Linked DNA regions of Homo sapiens: region 1 is linked to region 2. Evidence: chromatin loops called from intact Hi-C (ENCODE). Cell type or tissue: endothelial cell of umbilical vein. All regions are shown on one strand. Each heading gives the region's core, and the rest is flanking DNA. Links, peaks and the distances in the headings are about the cores only.

Region 1 (10,235 bases), core at 2,782-7,781, 120 kb after region 2:
CTGGGTAAGGAGAGTAACGTTCCCAACAGAAACTAACAGTGCCGGCCTTGCCGGGCAGTTAGGAGAATTAGATGAAATAACGTGTGGAAGGGACTTACCCTGGGTCAGGCGCACAGTAGGTACTTCGTTCATGACACCCACTAATTCCGATACCCTTCCCTAGCCACCCCGGACCTCGGCTTCTTCAAAACGTAAAAATCATACCACCTGCTTTACTCATTCGGCAAATATTTACTGAGCCAAGTACTGTGAATACAAAAATGTATTCACCAGACAAAGTTCCTGGCCTCTCAGAGCCTGCAGTTTGAGACCGTTCATTATTCATCCTTTCAACAGGTATTTTTACTGAACATTTACTATGTAACGGGCTGCGTAAGGGGCATCAGAAATGCAATGTTTAGTAAGACAGATTTAATTCCCCACTACCCACAGAATTAATAGCCTAGAGAAGCTGTAGTAAAGTAATCTAGTGAAATGCCTAGTGTATAGCCGGCCTCCGTATGTAAGTTATCTGGGTGCCAGTCAGAGCTCTGTATGTGGAACTTTGGTAAAGTTAATTCACAAAATGTGGAACATTGATGATTTCTTAACACATGAAATTTGTTTGGCACATGGGGGCTTTTAAAGTATAAGGAAAGTCCAAAGAATATGAAATATTTAGGTATATACCTAACAAAACATGTACAAAAGCTATATGCCAAAAATTACAAAGTGCTGGTTAAAAAACAAATGAAACGGAAGACCTAAATAAATGAAGAAGCATACTGTGTTCCTGGGATAGAAGACACCACATAGTAAATATGATAATTCTCCCCAAAGTGATTCATAGGTGTGATGCAATTCCTATCACAATCCCAGCTGGCAAAGTATTTTGTTATGAAGTTTATATGGAAAGGCATAAGCCCTGTGAGAGCTGAAACAATCTTGACAAAGAAAAACAAAGTGGGAAAAATCACTCTACTTGCTATTAAGGCTCACCGTAAAGCTACAGCAGTCAAGACAGTGTGGTATTGATGCAGGGACAGATACATAGATCAATGAAACAGAATACAGAACAAATGGTCCTGGAGCAACTGGACATCCATAAGCAAAAAAATTAACCTTAAACTCCACACTTTATACAAAAATTGATTCCAAATGAATCATGGGCTGAAATGTGAAGCGTAAAGCTATACAACCAAAAAAACAAAAATAGGAGAAAATCTTCGGAACCTAGGGCTAGGTGAAGAGTTCTTAGACTTGCCATGAAAGAGCACAATTCATAAAAGAAAAAGTGATAGACTGGATCAAAACATAAAACATTTTATCTGCAAAAGTCCATGTGATGAAGTTGAAAAGATAAGCCACAGACTGGGAGAAAATAATTTGCAAACCATATATCCTAAGAAGGACTAGTATCTAAAATGAGCAAAGAACTGTCTCAAAACTCAACTGTAGCAAAACCAATCCAATTAGTAAATGGGCAAAAGACAGGAACAAATGTTCCACTGAGGAAGGGGTGCAGATGGCAAATAAGCTAATATGAAAAGACGTTCGGGCAGGGCATGGTGGCTCACACCGGTAATCGCAGCACTTTGGGAGCCCGAGGTGGGAGGATTGCTTGAGCCCAGAAGTTCAAGACCAGCCTGGGAAACATAGCAAGACACTGTCTCCAGCAAAATAATAAAAAATTGCTTAATAAAATTTAAAAAAAAGAAAAGATGTTAAACATCATTAGCTATCAGGGAAATACACATTAAAACCACAATGAGATGTTACTAAACACCTGTCAAAATGGTTAAATTAAAAAATAGTGAAAACAGCCGGGTGCAGTGGCTCACGCCTGTAATCCCAGCACTTTGGGAGGCCGAGGCAAGCGGATCACAAGGTCAGGAGATCAAGACCATCCTGGCTAACACGGTGAAATCCCATCTCTACTAAAAATACAAAAAATTAGCCGGGTGTGGTGGCGGGTGCCTGTAGTCCCAGATACTCGGGAGGCAGAGGCAGGAGGATGGCGTGAACCCGGGAGGCAGAGCTTGCAGTGAGCCGAGATCGTGCCACTGCACTCCAGCTTGGGCGACAGAGTGAGACTCTGTCTCAAAAAAAAAAAGAACAAATAGTGTAAACAGATATTGGTGGGGATGAGGAGAAACCAAATCACTCATACACTGTTAATGAGAATGTACAATGGCACAGCCATTCTGGAAAACAGTTTGACAATTTCTTATAAAACTATCATGCCATGATGCTATGGCCCAGCAACTGCACTCTCAGGCATTTATCCCAGACAAATGAAACTTACGTTTACCCAAAAACATGTACAAGCATGTTCATATCACCTTTACTCGCAAGAGTCAAAAACTGGAGGCAGCTGGGTTTTGAACAGGTTTGGAACGTGTCCTTCATTATGGCATACACATATCACAAAATACTACACAGCAGTCAAAAAGAATGAACTACTGATACATGCAACAAATTGGATGAATTTCCAGGGAATTATACTATGTTTTTTTTTAAAGCCAATCCCCAAAGGTTAAATACTGTTTCATTCCATTTATGTAGCATTTGGAATAAACAAATTTTAGAAAGAGAGAGCAGATGAGTGATTTCCAGGAGTTAAGGACAGTGTGGGTGGGGTCGGGAGGCAGCAGCCATCACGAAGCAGCACAAAGCCCCTTGTAGTTTTGAAACTCTTCTGTGTCTTGACTATTGTCCTAAGTAAGCAAACCTACACAAAATTGTTTAGAATTAAACACACACACACACACACACAAATGAGAACAAGTAACACTGGGGAAGTCTGCGTAAGATTGGTAGAGTGTATCAATGTCCACATCCAGGCTGTGATCTCCTACTGCAGTGAGGCAGGATATTACTGTACCACTGGGGGAAAAATTCATAGAGGGTACACAGGATCTCTCTGTATTGTTTCTTACAACTGCATGTGAATCCACAATTATCTCCATACATTTTTCAATTAAAAATAGCTTTTATTGTTTTTTTTTTTTTTGTAATTTTTTAAAAATAGAGACATGGTCTCACCATGTTGCCCAGGCTAGTCTCAAACTTCTGGACTCAAGCAATCCTCCAGCCTCAGCCTCCCAAAGTGCTAGGGATTACAGGTGTGAGCCACTGCACCCAAACTATTGTTTTTATATTTTAGAATTAGCATTTTTATTAAAAACTTGCAAATATAGAAGAAAATAATCAGAAAAATCATCATCCTGAAACATAATCTTTTGATGCATTTCTTCCTGATCTTTGTTTTCTACACTCATGTGAAAAATAAAAATGAGGGAAGGGACTAAAAATCAGGGTGGTGGAAAGGTGGGAACCTTGCTGTCCCTACCTTCTGTGACATCAGAACTCAATGTTTGCAGGATGCCTGGTGACCACAGGTGGGGGAGGGGAAGGGTGCCCTTCTGTCTGTTGAGTGTGGTCCACCCAGGCAGCCAGATCTGAGGCCATGGCAACCCAGCAAGTGGACAGCAGAAGGCAGGTGGCAGCAGAGCAGGTGGCAGCCCAGCTGCTTGAACGGAGAAGGGGCAGCCACTGTGATGACGAGAAGCAGGTGAGGCCAGGCCAGGTACATGCTGCTTTCCTCCCATCTGGGCTCCTTTTGCCACTCCAGACAGACTAGAAGTCCCTCAAAGCCCGGAATGAATCTTGGACCCAACCGTCCCTGGATCCCACTCTGATGGAGCACAGTTTAGGGGCCTAGGCACTTCTTGCCGGGGCCATCACTGACACTGTCTTATTAAATTCTCAGCACTGCCAGCAGAAGGTATGTTCCAGGAGGACTGGGCTTTTTGTTTAGTTCCCTGCTGAATCCCTAGTGCCTAGCATGGTGCTTGGTGCCAAGTAGATGCTGAATGAACGAATGAACTGATAATACTCCTGAATTGGAGCGCTCCTGGAGGATTCATTCTCAGGGCTGAAATTCAAAACTCATGTGGGATTTCGTCAAAATGGAAAACATTAATGCTTGCTGCACACAGCCTGGTGCATCCACACCCCATCTCTTAGATGCTATCAACCTCGTTCACAGAGGGTAATCTGAGGCCCAGAAAGGCAAAAGGGCCGTACAACTGGGACATATCAGGATTTGAAAACACATCCATCTGATTTTAGAACTCCCTGAAACCAGGTTCATCTGCTATGAGAACCCTGAGCAAGGGTTTATTCTGAGGATAAGAAGAAGCTGTTGACGGGTTTTAAGCAGAGCAATGAATGAATGAGCTCTGCTGTCTCTGTTTTCAAAAGACTTGTTCACTCATTAATTTACTATACATGCACCGAGCGCCTTCTATATGCTGGACCTTGTAGCGTATAACAGGGGCCTTCATGGGCACCCATCATGCTGCGGCTTTTCCTAAAAAGTGTTCCATAGACACCAGACCCCAGGAATGCTCCTTTTAGAAACATTCTTTACAGAATTCTGTGGCTTGGGGAAGGCTGCATACCCGCATCCCCTCCTGAAGACTGACGCTGCTCATTCACGTAAGGAAGGCTCTGAGAAGTCCTGCAACAAAGAAGTCTGCATAGCTTTGTTTACCACAGCATTTCCCACCTTGATTCTACCAGAGTCCCATTGTTTCCTTTTTTTTTTTTTTTTTTTTTTTTTTTTTTTTCTGAGACGGAGCCTCGCTCTGTCACCAGGCTGGAGTACAACAGTGCGATCTTGGCTCACTGCAACCTCCTCCTCCTGGGTTCAAGTGATTCTACTGCCTCAGCCTCCCGAGCAGCTGGGACTACAGGCGCCCGCCACCACACCCAGTTAATTTTTGTATTTTTAGTAGAGACAGGGTTTCGCCATATTGGCCAGGCTGGTCTCGAACTCCTGACCTCATGATCCACCCGCCTCCGCCTCCCAAAGTGCTGGGATTACAGGTGTGAGCCACTTCTTCTTTTTTGAAAGACTTTGCAGTGTATTTCAAAATCCATTTTACAGATGAAGAAACTGAGGCTCAGAGAAATTATTTGGCTCAGGCCCCAAGACGACACAAGGAAAAGGACTCAAACTCAATCCTAGTCCATGTTCCTCCCTTTGCCTCCATGCAGCACAGTATGGAAACCAGCAGCAAGAATGCCGGGGAAGAAATCAACCTGTAAAATACATTGATAGAGGACTGGTTAGACACATAGAAGAGCTTCCAGGCCACGAAAACTCATCAGCCATTTTAAAGATTGTGACAATTAGTGTGTGTCTTCCATGAAAAGATTCCTAAAGAATATTGTTAAGAAAAGAAAAAGGACCCTAATATTACATGTACAGTGTGATGATTTTGCATTGGGTGTACACACAGATCAAACTATGGAACATTTCTAGCACTGAGGGAGGCTCTTTTGGGGCTCCGCCCACCTGGCATCCCACCCTTCATAGCAGTGATTCTGATTTGTGTCATCATAGCTGAGTTTTCTATGTTCTTGAATTTCATGTAAATGGAATCATACCATGTATACCTTTGTGTCTGACTTCTTTCTCTTATCATTGTGTCTGTGAAACTCAACCAGTTGTTGCTATGTAACATTTTTTTTTTAAGTTAATAGTAATGTAGTTGCTAGTATTATAAAGAAAATTATCTGGGGAAGAGGCAAGTTAGACACATCTTTCATCTTCCTTGTTTAGTACTGGGTCTAAATGTCACTTCACATACTTGGGTGTGTAAGAAATTTATTCTTTCTTTAAGGCAAACTAGATCTGACTCAGCCAACATCTAGTGAGTTTGGGGAAAATTCAATGTCAGTCAATATGCACACACACACAAACACACACACACACACACACACACATATTTGAAAAACAAGAAAACTTTAAAAGCCATGGTCAAAATTTCCACATTAGCAGAAAAAGAAGAATTAAACTCAATAGTATAAAGAAATAAATAATAAAGACAAAATCAGAAATTAATGAAATGTAAAGCAGACAAACAATAAAATTAATAACCATTTTTAATTGGTAAAATTAAATTAAGAATTGGAAAACTTCTAAATAGACTCAACAAAAAACATACATAGAAAGAAAACACAAGTTACCAATATCAAGAATGAAAGAGGTCTCTTGTTTCCTCTCTTGACCTCTTTTCTTTATATATATTTTTTAAAAAGAATAAAAGAGGATTATTATCATGACTCTTACAGGCATTAAAAGAATATTAAGGTAATATTAGGAACAATTTGATGCCAATACATTTAACTTAGGTGAAATGGACAAATCTTCCTTGGCAGTACAACTTACAAAATTGACTCAAGAAGAAATAGTCTTAATAACTACAGGCCCAAAAGTTTTCACCAATAAATTTTATCAATCCTTTGAGATGAAAATAATACCAATCTTACACAAATTATTTCATAAAATAGAGGAGGAGGGAGTTCTTACCAACTCATTTTAAGGGGGCAACAAAATCTTGATACCAAAACTTGACAAACGTGTAGAAAAAAAAATTTTTTTTGAGACAGATTCTTGCTCTGTCACCCAGACTGGAGTGCAGTGGCGCAATCTTGGCTCACTGCAACCTCCGCCTCCCAGGCTCAAGCGATGCTCCTGCCTCAGCCTCCCGAGTAGCTGGAATTACAGGCACCGGCCACCATGGCCAGCTAATTTTTGCATTTTTAGTAGAGACGGGGTTTCGCCATGTTGGCCAGGCTGGTTTCGAACTCTTGACCTCAGGTGATCACCACGGCCTCCCAAAGTGTTAGGATTACAGGCGTGCGCCACCGCGCCTGGCCTAGAAACAATTTTAAACCAATCTCTTCTGAATATAGAGGTAAGAAATCTCAACAAAATAGTAGCTTATCAAATCACATGATATATAAAAAGGCTAGCTAATGCATCATGAACAACTAGAGTTTACTGAAGAAGCTCATTTGGCTCAATATTTAAAACACAATTAATGCAATTTACCACAAAAATGGGGACACATATAGTTGCTCAGTGGGTAAAGAAAAGTCATTGGTGGTTTCTTATAAAATTAAACATACATTTACCATATAACCCAGCATTTGCATTTCTGAATATTAACCCAAGAGAAATGTGAACATATGTTCACATAAGGAATTGTATATGAGTGTTCATAGCACTTTTATTCATAATAGCCCCAAACTGGAAACAAGCCAAAAGTCCATCAACAGGTAAAGAGACTGATTGTGCAATATTCTATGTTCATATAAAATAAATACTCATCAATAAAATACACAATATACTCATCAATAAAATTGAGCACAAAAAAATAGAGGCATTTCGAAAACATTGTCTTAAGCAAAAGAAACTAAATGCAAAAGCACACACACTGTGTAATTCCACTTATACAAGGTTATGGAACAGGCAAAACTACTCACAGTGACAGAAAACAGATTAATGGTTCTCTCCAGGCAGGGCAGGAGTGAGGATGGAATTGACTGCAAAAGGAAACTTTCTAAGATGACGGAAATGCTCTACATCTTGATTGGGGTGATAGTCTACAGGTATAGACATTCATCAATACTCATCAGACTCATCAGACTATACATTTTAAATGTGTGCGTTTTATTATATGTAAATTATACCACAATGAAGTTGATTCCTTTTCAAGATCAATTAAAATGAAAAATGTTTACATGAGAGAAAATGCAAATTGAACATCAGTAAGTTGCAGTGTTATCTATTTCTTCAAAGTTTGGGAGTTTTGTAGTAAGTAAGTGTGACTTAGATAACTAGAACAAAAGTTAAACTCAAAAAACTGTCTTATAAGCATTCCCATGTCTGGCCCTTTGTGATGGAAGCAGGGGGACCTGGAGAGAATTCATCCTCATGTTCTTCCTCCTCTTCCTCTTCTTGCACCCTAGACGCTGTTGGCATTGCTGATCTTGGTGCTGTACTTGAGCACAGAGATATGGGGTGAGCATTCTGGAATCTGAGAAAGAAGGAACCAAATCCACATGAAGCTTGGTGGAGTGTTCCAAAGATGGTTGTATGTTAAGGGGACCTCCATAACCCACCTTCTCCCACTGACCCTTCATCACACTGGGATAACTAACCATGTTTATTTCAATTAGTGCTCATTTGCTCTTCAGAGGTGATGTTTGTGCCTGTTTCAGGAAGCAGTTGGGAGGTGTCAGAAAGGATCAGAGAATGTAACTACTACCAGAATCTTGCAGTTCCCCAGGTAACATGTCCAGCAAGGTACTGAGGTGAGGCAATCTGGGAAGGCTTTCCAGAGGAGGTGTCATTGGCAACATGGGTCATGAAAGATAAGTAGTCGCTTGTCAAGTGCAGAAGGTGGGAACAGGTACTACGAGCACAATGAGTAGCATGTGCAAAGGCCCAGGGATCTTTTTGAAACCAGTGGGGATGGGGAGGAGGGTCCTATCTGAGAAAGCACAGGATGCCACTTCTGTGTCTGCCTTCCAGGGGCTTGAATATCAGACCAACGAGCCCTCAGAAGAACCGATAAAGACCATCAGGAACTGGCTGAAGGAGAAGTTGCATGTCTTCTCGGAGAAGTTAGAGGAAGAGGTGCAGCAGCTGGAGCAGCTAGCGTGGGACCTGGAACTGTGGCTGGATGCTCTTCTGGGAGAGCCACACCAGGAGGAGCACTGCTCCACATATAAAAGTCACTTGTGGGAGTGGGCCTGGGCCCTGGGGAGAGAGCACAAAGGTGGGGAGGGGTTGCTAGAGATTTCTCTAAGCGGGGCAGAGCTCTGACTCTTGAAGTTCCAGTCAGGCAAGAAAATAAAGTAGTTGGGAAATGAAGTCCGCTGTTCACATTCATGAATGCTGACAGAAACAGCGTTGGCGGAACACCAGAGCCCGGCTGAGATATTCTCCCTGGCACCATGACGTGGCCCCCTGGAACAAACACGGGCTTCAGAGCCAGCCATAGGTTCAGGACTCTTCTACTTTCTTGAGACGTTGTGTAAATTTCCTTAACCTGAGACTCAGTTTCCTCACATATAAAAATCGGGGAAACACACTTTGCCTTATAGGAAGACAATGTATGTAGGGTGTGTATACAGAGTGCGTCTGGCACAGAGCAGGTATCGGATAAATAGCTCTTCCTTTCTCACATGCCTTTTCCTTCCTCCCTGGAGTGTGGTAAGAGGATACTAGCTCTGGCTAAGTGTGTGGCTATTATGCGGCATTCAACCCTCTGACTCTGCTGGTGGAAGTATACGTTCCTAAAATCTCTATTTGGTGATAGCTATCAAATTTACAAATGCATTTTCTCTTTGACCCAACAATCTGCTTCAAGGAATTTATCCCACAGCTGCATTTGCCCACACATGAAATTACATGTGTATAAGATTATTCACCCCAGCTTTATTTGCAGTAGCAAAAAAATGGAAGCAACCCAAATGATACCAGGAGGGCTCTGGTTATATAAGTTATGGTACAGCCAGACAATGAACAATCATGTAGCTATAAAAGAGAATGAGGAAGCTTTCTACTATGGTGTGAATATGGGTGACCCCCAAAATGCATATATTGGAACCTAATACTCAATGTGACAGTGTTAAGAGCTGGAGCCTTTCGGAGGTGATTAGGTCATGAGGATTCTCCCCTCATTAGTGAGATTAGTGCCATTATATTAATAATAGAGGCTTGAGGAGCCTGTTTGCCCCTTCCACCATGTGAGGACACAGCTAGAAGTTCCCTTTTATGAGGAATAAGTGCTCACCAGACACTGAATCTGCTGGTGCCTTGATCTTGGACTTCCAAGCCTCCAGAACTGTGAGTAATAAATGTCTATATTTACAAATTATGCAGTCTAAGGTATTTTAACTGCCCACATGGACTGATACTTTCCTTCTGCTAAAATGGGAAAGCCTGAAAGATATGTAGTTAAGTGAAAAAAATTAAGGTATAGGCCAGGCACAGTGGCTCACACCTGTAATCCCAGCACTTTGGGAGTCCAAGACAGGCGAATCACTTGAGGTCAGGAGTTCGAGACCAGCCTGGCCAACATGGTGAAACCCCGTCTCTACCAAAATTACAAAAAATTAGCCCAGCATGGTGGCATGCACCTGTAATCCCAATTACTAGGGAGGCTGAGGCAGGAGAATTGCTTGAACCCAGGAGGCAGGGGCTGCAATGAGCTGAGATTGTGCCACTGCATTCCAGCCTAGGTGACAGAGTGAGACTCCGTCTCAAAAAAAAAAAAAAAATTAAGGTGCAAAAAGGGAGCAGAAGATAAAAATATATATTTTGTTGTTGATATTGATGATGATAATGACGTTATTAAATATGCATAAAAACTCTAGAAGGATACAAGCCT
Region 2 (10,235 bases), core at 2,513-7,512:
GAACTGCTTTACCTCCATATGGCCACTTTTATTATTTTGTGCTAATTAAAACATCTGATGGGCAGGTACAGGCATCTCTGGTGGTGACTACAACCTAGAAATGTGAAGACACTTTCACCTAATATGCGTACCAGGTTGGAAAGATGAAGTCCTGAAACCAGGTGGTGCTTGGCTTTGAGAAGGTGGGCTCTGTTTCTCAGGAATCATACACTGGCAGCCCAAGGGTCCTCAGATCAAATCCAGCCCATAGGTAGGTTGTTACTTTTTTTTTTTTTTTTTTTTGAGACAGAGTCTCTCTTTGTACTCTAGGTGGGAGTGCAGTGACGGGATCTCGGCTCACTGCAACCTCCACCTTCTGCGTTCAAGTGATTCTCCTGTCTCAGCCTCCCAAGTGGCTGGGACCACAGGTGCACACCACCATGCCTGGCTAATTTTTGTATTTTTAGTAGAGACGGGGTTTCACCATATTGGTCAGGCTGGTCTCGAACTCCTGACCTCAGGTGATCCACCCACCTTGGCATCCCAAGATGCTGGGATTACAAGTGGGAGCCACCACACCCAGCCTATCCTTTTTTTTTTTTTAATTAATAGATTTGATTTTTTGGAGCAGTTTTAGGTTCACAGCAAAATGGAGAGGCAGGTACAGAGATTTTCCTTATTCCGCTGCCCCAACACACGCATATCCTCCCCCGTTATCAATGTCCCCACTAGAGGGTACATTAGTTACAACTGATGAATCTACCCTGACACTGATGTATCACCCAGAGACCATAGATTACATTAAGGCTCACTCTTGGTGTTGGACATTGTATGGGTCTGGACAGATATACAGTGACATGTATTCCCTATTACACTATCATGTGGAGGCATTTCACTTCCCTAAAGGTCCTTTGTGCTCCACATATTCATCCCTCCTTCCCTCCCTTTAATTCCTGGCAGCCAGTAATCTTTTTACCGTCTCCAGAGTTTTGCCTTTTCCTGAATGTCATTCCCTTGGAATCATACCGTATGTAGCCTTTTCAAATTGGCTTCTTTCACTTAGTAATATGCATTTAAGTTTCCTCCCTATCTTTTCATGGCTTGATAGCTCTTTTTTTTTTTTTTAGCACTGAATAATATTTCATTGTCTGGATGTACCACAGTTTATGTATCCACTCACCTATTGAAGGGCATCTGGTTGCTTCTACGTTTTGGCAGTTATGAACAAAGCTGCTGTAAACATGCAGGCTTTTGTGAGGACGTTAGTTTGGATCTGCTTTGAGTAAATACCAAGGAGTGCAATTGTTGGATCGTATGGTAAGAGTATGTTTGGTTTGTAAGAAGCTGACAAACTGTCTTCCAAAGGGGCTGTACCATTTTGCATTTCCACCAGCCATGAATGAGACTTCCTGCTGCCGCACATCCTCGCCAACATTTGTTGTTGTCAGTGTTTTGGATTTTAGCCATTCGCATAGGCAGTTAGTGGTATCTCATTGTTGTTTAACTTGCAATTCCCTAATGACATATGATGTGGAACATCTTTTCGTATGCTTATTTGCCATCTGTATATTTTCTCTGGTGAGGTATCTGTTCGGATCTTTCCCCATTTTTTAATTGGTTGTTCATTTTCTTATTGTTGAGTTGTATGAGTTCTCTGTATAGTTTGGATTAATAATCTGATATCTTTATCAGATATATCTTTTGCAAATATTTCCTCCTAGTCTGTAGTTTTTCCATTCTCTTGATGTTACTAATTTTTAAAGTTTTGAATTCGTTGCCAATATTTAAAAGTTAGAAAATTTCCTATGAAAATCTGATTTCTAACTTTTCCTTAAAACCTCAAAGATCTGACAACACGGGCTGCACCTTCCTGCATGGCAGCACTTGGCTGGAAGGGTCATGGCTACAGCCTGTATAAGGTGCATGCTCTCTGCTGTGCCTCTTTCCCTACTGCTTCAAGTCATTGAGCTCAGTGTCACTTCCCTTGCTTGGCCTTTCCTTACACTGGGCCCTCTTAATTCATTTATGTCACTGTCAGGCTTCTGGAAGCATTTGAATTTGAGTGTTATGTCTTCTTGTTTCAGATGTCAAGTATATTCATTGTCACAAACACAAAATCCTTGAGAGGGAAAATAAGTCAACTTGCTTATTCAGCATTTACCAGGCTCCAGGCACCTAATATGTTGGATATATTCAATTCCCACATCGCCCTTCACAAAGGAGGCATTATTACTTCCGTTCTATACCCGAGGAAACAGGCTCAGAGAGGGGAAGTCATATCTTCAAGGTCACACACCTAGGAAGTGGTGGAACAAGGATTTATATCCAATTCCGACTCCCAAACCCCTGTTGATTCCTCTAAGCCAAGTGGTTTCCCTGGAAGGCAGGCAACCTGGATTTTCCCAATGGAAGAGCTTTGACCCAAAATCAGGGTGCCCCCTGCCAGCCAGTGCTTTCTGTGGCTTGGTTGCTCATCACCATCTTCTGGAAACCATCACCTGGGCTTCACCCTCCACCCAGGGCTCCGATAAGAGTTGTCATATTAGTACAATGTGACCCGACCTCTTGAACCTGCTCTTTGGCATACAATGAGCAAGTGACCCACACCAGGCCAATTCCAATTGTTCCCCATGGATCTGACATTTGGAACTGAACTGGTAGTTGCTGGAACTACTGAGCCTGGTTGTTGTTGGAGGTGAATCCCATAAAGGGCGATGCTATAAGGAAAAGGTTCTGTGAACCCCAAGCATGGAAGACCTGTGGCCACTGGGGTCCTTCTTTTCTGTGACTCATTGTTCTGTGCGTCTTTGAATTCTATGAGAGCTCTTGAATACCCTTCCCAACAACAATTATTTTTAGAAAATCTACTTACAACCAAAATCATGTAACTCATTCACCTCACCATCAAATCATCTATGAATCAGGCTCTTAGATATAGGAATCAAGATGAAACAGGCCAAGGACACTAAAAGGATGACCTAGAAACAGGCTTATTGTCACCCACTCTGTTATGTTATTGGAGCAGCACCTTCTCTTCTGTTTTCAGCTTCCCTGGGGATTTTCTATTTAGACTGATAAGGGGGTGAAGTTGGGAATCCTGAGCCCTAATATTGACAGTGGCCATGATCTTATTGTGACAAGGGAAAAAAGGCCAGCCCTAAGAAGAAGAGGCAAAGATATGATATATAGAGAAAGACTCTTTGCAGTGCTTGAGGCCGTCCCTGTGTTTGATGATAGGTGCTCATCAGTTCCCCCTTTGCCTGAACCTACGTTTTCTCACTTGGCCCCATGAGCCTTCTAATGAATACAGACACTTCTGGCAAGGTTGCTCCTGACTGTGGGCTATTTCTGCCTTTCTTTTTTCTTTTCCTTTTTTTTTTTTTTTTTTTTTTGAGACAGGGTCTCTGTCTCCCAGGCTGGAGTACAGTGGCACAATCACCTCCCAAGGCTCAGGAGATCCTCCAGCCTCAGCCCCGTGAAGTAGCTGGGACCACATGCATGTGCCACCATGCCCAGCTAATCTTTGCATTTTTAGTAGAGACGGGGTTTCACCATGTTGCCTAGGCTGGTCTTGAACTCCTGAGCTCAAGCAATCCGTTCACCTCAGCCTCCCAAAGTGCTGGGATTATAGGCATGAGCCACCGTGCCCAGCCAAGTGCAGTCTATTTCTTACAACTACAGGACTTGGCACACAGTGGACACTTAATAAAGGTTTGTTGAGTGACTGGATCAATGAGCAGAATACAGTTGGCAACTTCCTGCTCCTGGTGATTGGCACCACTGGACTGACTGGGGTTAGGAAGACTGGTGAAGAATGGGCAGAGAAGACCAAGGACTTCAGACAACTTCCTCATCCCAGACTCCTCTGAAGTTAGACGAGGCCCCCACAGTCCCACCCATCATGGTCACAGTGAGCACCAGCAGAGACAGCTGCTGCGGGATGCTACCGTGGTCATTCCTGGGGGTGGGTCATGGTTGGACTTGCCTTTGTATCACACCTCTTGGCCAGAACCTGGCACAGTGCCTGGCACATAGTAGGTGCTCAATAGAGAGTAATGAGGGCAAGAACCAGTGAGTGATCATCCATGGAATTAGCACCTCTGTGTGCCAAGCATAGCCGTGCCTATGAAGGAGGGAGAAGATCCCATGTTTACCCTTCAGTTGAGGAGAGAAAATTAATAACCCAGTAACTGTAAACTAATAATGAAGGATTAAAGTGCAGTGGCTAATGGCACAATCAGACGCTGATCCATTGCTTCAACAGATATCCTTAGAGAACCTACTTTGTTCTAGGTCTGATGTTGGACACTGGGGATTCAGATATGAGTAAGATACAGTCGGGGTAACTGAGGTCTGAGGGGGAGTGTCACAAAAAATTCACTCCTTCAGAAATATCCACTGAATTCGTACTATGTGTCAGGCGTGATGCCAGGGGCTGGCACGACGTGGTGCCCCACAGAGGCAGGGAGCTGGGTCTCCTGCTGAGGCTACGCCATCCTTTATAGTCTCAGGGACGTCTTTCCCTGTCCAGGCCTCCGTTTGTAGACCTGTCAAGTCAAGTGACAAGATCAAATGGCCAATGGGCTCTTTCACTTCTGACAGCTAAGGCTAACCCTGTAGGTAAAGTCCAGCTGAAACCGAATCCCGCCACTCTTTAATTTCCTCATCTGTGAAATGGCCTTGTCACAAACAGCACCTACTTCACAGGGTGCTTGTGATGATTAAATGAAAGAATAGATGTAAATTACTAAGTATGTGCCTGGCATCCTCTCAATGCTGTCTGTTCAACAAGCTCCTCATTCTTGCTACTGTGATTCTATCTGACACCTGCCGCGTGCCCTTCCTTGTGCCAGACACTAAGCCTGGCTCTGTGGAAAGAGCATAAAAGACCCTCCAGGGTACACCCTCCAGGAGTGCTGCATGGAGTGGGTTGAAGGAGGGAATTCACCCAGGGTGGTAGGGTGGGCCTGGAAGCCTCTGAGCTGAGCCGCTCAGGAGAGAGGAGGAGGGGTCACTGGGGTTGGGGGACAGGATTGGGGATCAGAGGAAGCCTCCCAGCGGGGGAGGGGCAGGGCCTGCGCCCTTCCCCTCCGGGAGCCCCCGGTGGCTAGATCTGGTCTGGGCGCAACCCCTGACTGAGGCTGCGCTGGGAGTGCCGAAAGGTGGCCTTGTGGGTAAGTCCTTCCAGCTGCATCCAGGTAATCCCGGCCTTCGAGCGGGAGAGATGATACCCCCCGAGGGCCGGGCCTGGTCCGGCTCAGGATGCGTGCCCTGTGAAAATGCTCAGCAGCCCTCGCCTTTAGGAGTGCTCAGGTCCAGCATGAATCATTCCTTTTTGAACTTGTCTAAATGTGTTTATAAAATAAAGCTGCGGCCCAGGGCTGCTCCTGGCGGAGCGGGAAGGTAATATGTTTTTAATTGGAGAGATTGGGGGAAGGAGGCAGCGGGCCAGGGTGAGCTCACCCCGCATGAATGCGGCTGGGCGGAGAACAATGTACGTTCACATTCTTTGACTACAACGGGCCTCCGCAGGACCTGGCTCGGTGGGCAATTCTCCGGCCTCGGGGCGGGCGTCCGGGCCCGCGCCGTCTGAGGTTAGCGGGAGCGCGTACCCTGGGAGGTGGCCAGAAGCCCTACATTGAAATATCACAGTGGGTCAGAGCAGGGGTCGCAAACTCCAGTGCACCCAGGAACCGCGCAGTATCTCAAACCCACGGACACCCAGTGTAGACCTGGAGAACTGGAAATGCGTGGCCTCTGCAAAGGGGACAGGCACCAGTGGACTCCACCAGCCCCGTCACCAGATTGAATGTTTCTCAAGAAAAACCAGAAATCATATCTGGATGTAAAAGCTCCTCTTTTTAAACGTTGTCTTTATTTAATTTTATCCTATTTTCTTACTTATTTTTGGTTATGTGGGCCAAATAAAACAGATGCCTAGGCCGTATTTAGCCCTGCAGCTGTCCCCTCTTTTAGATCTTGGGAGTGGACCTCATGCTGTCTTTTACCAGCTACCAGGACTTTAGGCAAGTTACTTCACTTCTCTGAGCTTTGGTCTCTTCAACTAGAAATCTGATAGATTAATGCTACTTTTCCTGACTTTTCAAATGCTTTCTATGTTGAGGATAAAGAGAGGAAAGAAGATAATTGTAATATTCATTGGGCATCTGCTATGTGCCGCGCATGGTGTTAAGCAATTTACGTATTTTGTTGTTGTGATGTTTTGTTTTGTTTTTTAATCATCATTATTCTGTAATCTAGGTATTATTCCCATTTTGCAGATTAAGAAATACAATCTTAAAAAGCTGAAGCTGGAATGTGAACCAGTATTTCCAACTTTAAGCTGAAATCATCTGAATTTAAAGAACACATCGTGGTAAGAATGGGGAAATGGAGTCAAGAGTTAACTGGCTGACTTAATGTCACAAAGCCATGCCCAGTGAAGGCAGTAGCCATTTTGGGTCCTAGCTCAGGAATGATTCAAGTAGCAATAGCGTTTTGCAAAGTAAAACAGGCAGAGCTCTCAAGGTTAAATCAAGGGTATAATGGAGTAGGTACCCCCCTGCACTGCTCCAGTTACAGCCCTTCCAAAGGACGACGTAGCAGTATGTGTTAAAAGATTCATATTCTCTAAAAGATTCATCCACTTTCACCCAGTAATTCCTCCTGAAGGAATCAATCCTAGAGAAATAAAAGAGCTGTGGGCAAGCATTTGTAAAAAAAACTAATGCTCAGAAAATCGAACATTCATTATAAAGGAAGAGTTAAATAAGGTAGGTAATGTCCATACCCAGGAATATTATGTAGCCTTGAAAGAATGTGCAATAACGGGAGGAAATGCTCATGACATAATGTTAAGGAAAAAAAGTAGAATGCAAAATTAGGTAAACATGTGTATGATAATCAAAGAAATGTAAAGAAAGAAGATGGGAAGGAAATTCACCCCAATGTTAATTCTCTACGTGGTGGAATTTTAATTTAATTTTCTTCATCCTTGTTGAAATTTTTTTAGATTTTCTCTAATGAGCATATTACATTTTACAATCTGAAATATATATATTTTCAGGATGTTACAGGCCTCATCTCATCCAGTTTGGGAAGTGGATGGGTCTCAAGCCAAGTATCACATTTATTTAAAAAACAAAAGCCCAGAGAGAAACTCTAGAGAGAAAAATACCACAGTGTAAACTGGTTATTACTGGATGATTGGATTATGGGTGATTTTTTCCTACTTCTTTATATTTCTATGTGTTTTTCAAACTTTCTACATCAAGATTTCTTTGAAATTGGCAAACAAACAGACAAATCATAAAATACTCTCTTGCATTTCCAACTGTTCCAGGCAGGGAGATATTCTTGGCAGTAGAGCTATACCAGAATCCAGGTTTTTCTCACACATTGCTCTATCCTCACTCTGGTCTTTGTACTTGTACCCACCCCCACCCCCGCCACCCAGCTACCATGATGATAGATGCTGAAGGGTTTAATATACTTAAATTGGTTTAAAGCTAAGGAACTGTGAAATTAGGGTTCTTTTGTAGTTTATGGAGGAATGGCTTGGCCCAGACTATTCTTGCAACCTGTTTTTGACCACTTTGCCAAGCTAAAAGTACCTATTGCTTATCCTATTAATTGAGCCAAGGCCGTGTAATCAGGGCCTTGCTGGCCTAGAAGGCACATTTATTTCCCGGACATGGCACTATGATCTGAGCCGCGTGGTCACTTCCTATACCCAACCTTTCACGGAGCTGGTCACTCTTCTGGCTTGGAAAACCATAAGGTCTCCAAGTGACCTTACTAAGAGTCAAGATACCTGGGTCCTTGTGGGGTTTACCACCTGATGGTGCTTCACTCCTGACCAAGTCATCATGTTACATGTACCCCCGCCTTTATTTCCTGAGACCCCTCCCTCCCAGGCTGTGTAGCCCAGAGACCGGGAACTGAATCCTCTGTGAACCTGAGCTCACTTCTGCACTTCCCTCAGCCTTCATTCTTCCCTCACCTATAGAAGGGGAGTAGAACACCAACATGGGCCTTTGGGTACAAAATAGATTGTCTTCCTTCTTCCCTCTCTAGCATCCTCTTTCCTTCCTAATTTAGGAGCTTTTTCTAGTCTGCTTCTAAATATGCACCTTGGCCAATCTCGGCACGTCACCAAATCCTCGTGGTGGGCTTTCCTCATAGTACCAATGTGGGAAGTGCCTAACAGAATGCAGAGATGGCTCTTAACCGGGTCAGGTGCCTGGCGTGCCTGGGTTCTGTTTTAGGTGATCCTCACCATGGCTCGTTCTGCAAAGCAGGGGTCAGTCAGTAGTCCCATTTTACAGGACACTGAGGTGCAAAGAGGCACTGTACCATGCCAGCAGGTCTCTCGGTGGGGAGTCAGTGTTTACTCACATTTTCCCACCTCCTTTCTGCTCAGTCTTTTCTTTTTCCCTTCACTGGGTAGTCTTCCAAGTTCACAGAAATGAAAATCTTCCTAAAACAGGAAGGCAAATAAATGAGAATCCCCCTTCTGACCCAAATCACTAGCAATCACCCATGTATTTAGATTCACATGAGCTCCTGACTCTGGAACCTGGAGCTAATTCCCCTAAAAGTCAGTTCATGTAAACTTCTTGTTTACCAAGGTGACAATGGTAATTACCAAGGTGACAAGGGGAAAAGACTAGAATGTTTATACGACTGTTGACGAGATCTGTTTAAATCTAGAAGCATCAGAAAATATCACAATGGGATGGTGTCAACCTCTTTTGGGAGTTTCTGGACCCTCTTCAGTATCTTTTTCTACTTTGGGGGCTCTTGAACATTTCAAAGTTGCTTTAAAAAAAGTGAATTCATCTAATGTCATTCTACCTTAATTTCAAGAAAACAAGCATGGTTTAAGTTAATAGCTAGAAGGCAAGGTCATGAATAAGCAAAGAAAGTGAGGTGCGCAAAGAAAAAAAATAATAATCACCCCAGTGTGTGACCTTGAGCAAGTCACTTAAGCCTTAGTTTTCCTTCTCTGTAAAATAGGGGTAATGATTTCTATCCCATGAGGATGTCTGATGGCTAATTTCAGTGACACAATTTGTGCAAAACAAAGAGAACTCTACTACATGGTAAATGTTCTATTCTGCACAACAACAATAATAATCTCTTCAATTGGGGGAAAATGATCACAGCCTTATACTTTTTGTCACTTATAATATCTTTGCTTCTTTGGGGCCTGGAGAAGAAAAAGCAGCTCAGGATGGGGTAGAAGGGGGTGTAAATGACTTCTTGCAACTTATAAACCTGCAGTTAGACCCTTCCATGCCATACTATGCACTGAAATGCATTCCAGGTGCACTAAAGAACTGAATGTTTTAAAAAATCAAACCACAGAGGGGAAAAGACATGAATATTTATCAGACCTCTGGGAAGGTCTGGTTAAATCTACAAGCATCAGAAAAGATCACAAAGGAAGAGATGGACAGAATTGGCAGCAGGAATATTCAGCACATCTGTACATAGAAAAGACAGGAAAATGCATGCAGCAAAAATGACAGGCAAAGGCATCATATCTTTATTAGATAAAGAGCTTTTACTATCTGTATGTATATATGTATGTGAAGCCATAAGAAAGTTATTCAGACCCTACTAGATAAATGAATAAGGAATTCAAGTAGATAATTCACAAAGGAAGAATATATTTGGGGGAGAAAATGAGAGAAGGCAATCTCATTAGCAACCAAAGAAATAAGTTACCACTTTTCTACCATCAAATAGCACTGACTTTTTAAATAATAATGTTAGCTGTTAAAGAAGGCGAAGTGAAACAGGCATATGCATACATGGTAGTAGAAAGGTAAATTGGTTTGACCCTTTTGGAAAAAAAAGTCATAACATCAAGTGTTATGAAAAAAAGTTGTCTAGTATATGGTTTGGGGAAAACTAGAGAAAACTAAAACTAGATCCCTATGTTAAAGTATGTACAAAGGTGGACTCCAAGGGGACTAAACATCTAAACATGAAAGGTAAAAGTAAAAAGTCAATTGCAGAAAACGATAGGAGATATTCTCCCTCTGACACATATGAGCTGTGTCACCTTGGGCAGGACGTTTCACCTATCTGAGCCTCGGCTTTCTCATCTTAAAATGGGAATTTTAACACCTACCTTACAAGATAATGTCTATAAAGCGCCTGGCACCTGCTTTGACAGAGAGGGCTTTCCTCCTGGGTGCACAGCTGGGTCAGCCTTCCTGGCCTCTCCTGTGTTGGTATGGCGATGT

Evidence for each region. Peaks named below come from ENCODE experiments on the same cell type or tissue, not always from the same donor. Only the 100,000 strongest peaks of a DNase experiment are listed, where the experiment ranks them.
Region 1: it touches region 2 in a loop (14-fold over the local background); 1 of 110 quality-filtered maps calls a loop at or near these places.

The regions. Positions count from the first base shown.
Region 1 is chr5:171,782,424-171,792,658 of GRCh38, forward strand. SMIM23 (small integral membrane protein 23) reads left to right here and starts at 3,394. Exons shown (of 4, transcript NM_001289970.2): 1 at 3,394-3,553; 2 at 7,807-7,858; 3 at 8,059-8,126; 4 at 8,372-8,713. The coding sequence starts at 3,449. The coding sequence ends at 8,665. In endothelial cell of umbilical vein, for the core only: no CTCF peak of the experiment used is centred there; no DNase peak of the experiment used is centred there.
Region 2 is chr5:171,662,558-171,672,792 of GRCh38, forward strand. No RefSeq gene overlaps it. Among named protein-coding and RNA genes, the nearest start is that of SMIM23, 120 kb to the right of the region's middle. RefSeq lists enhancers at 5,112-5,690, 5,691-6,268. In endothelial cell of umbilical vein, for the core only: a CTCF peak has its summit at 5,369; a DNase peak (open chromatin) is centred at 5,414; H3K27ac peaks cover 1,121 bases.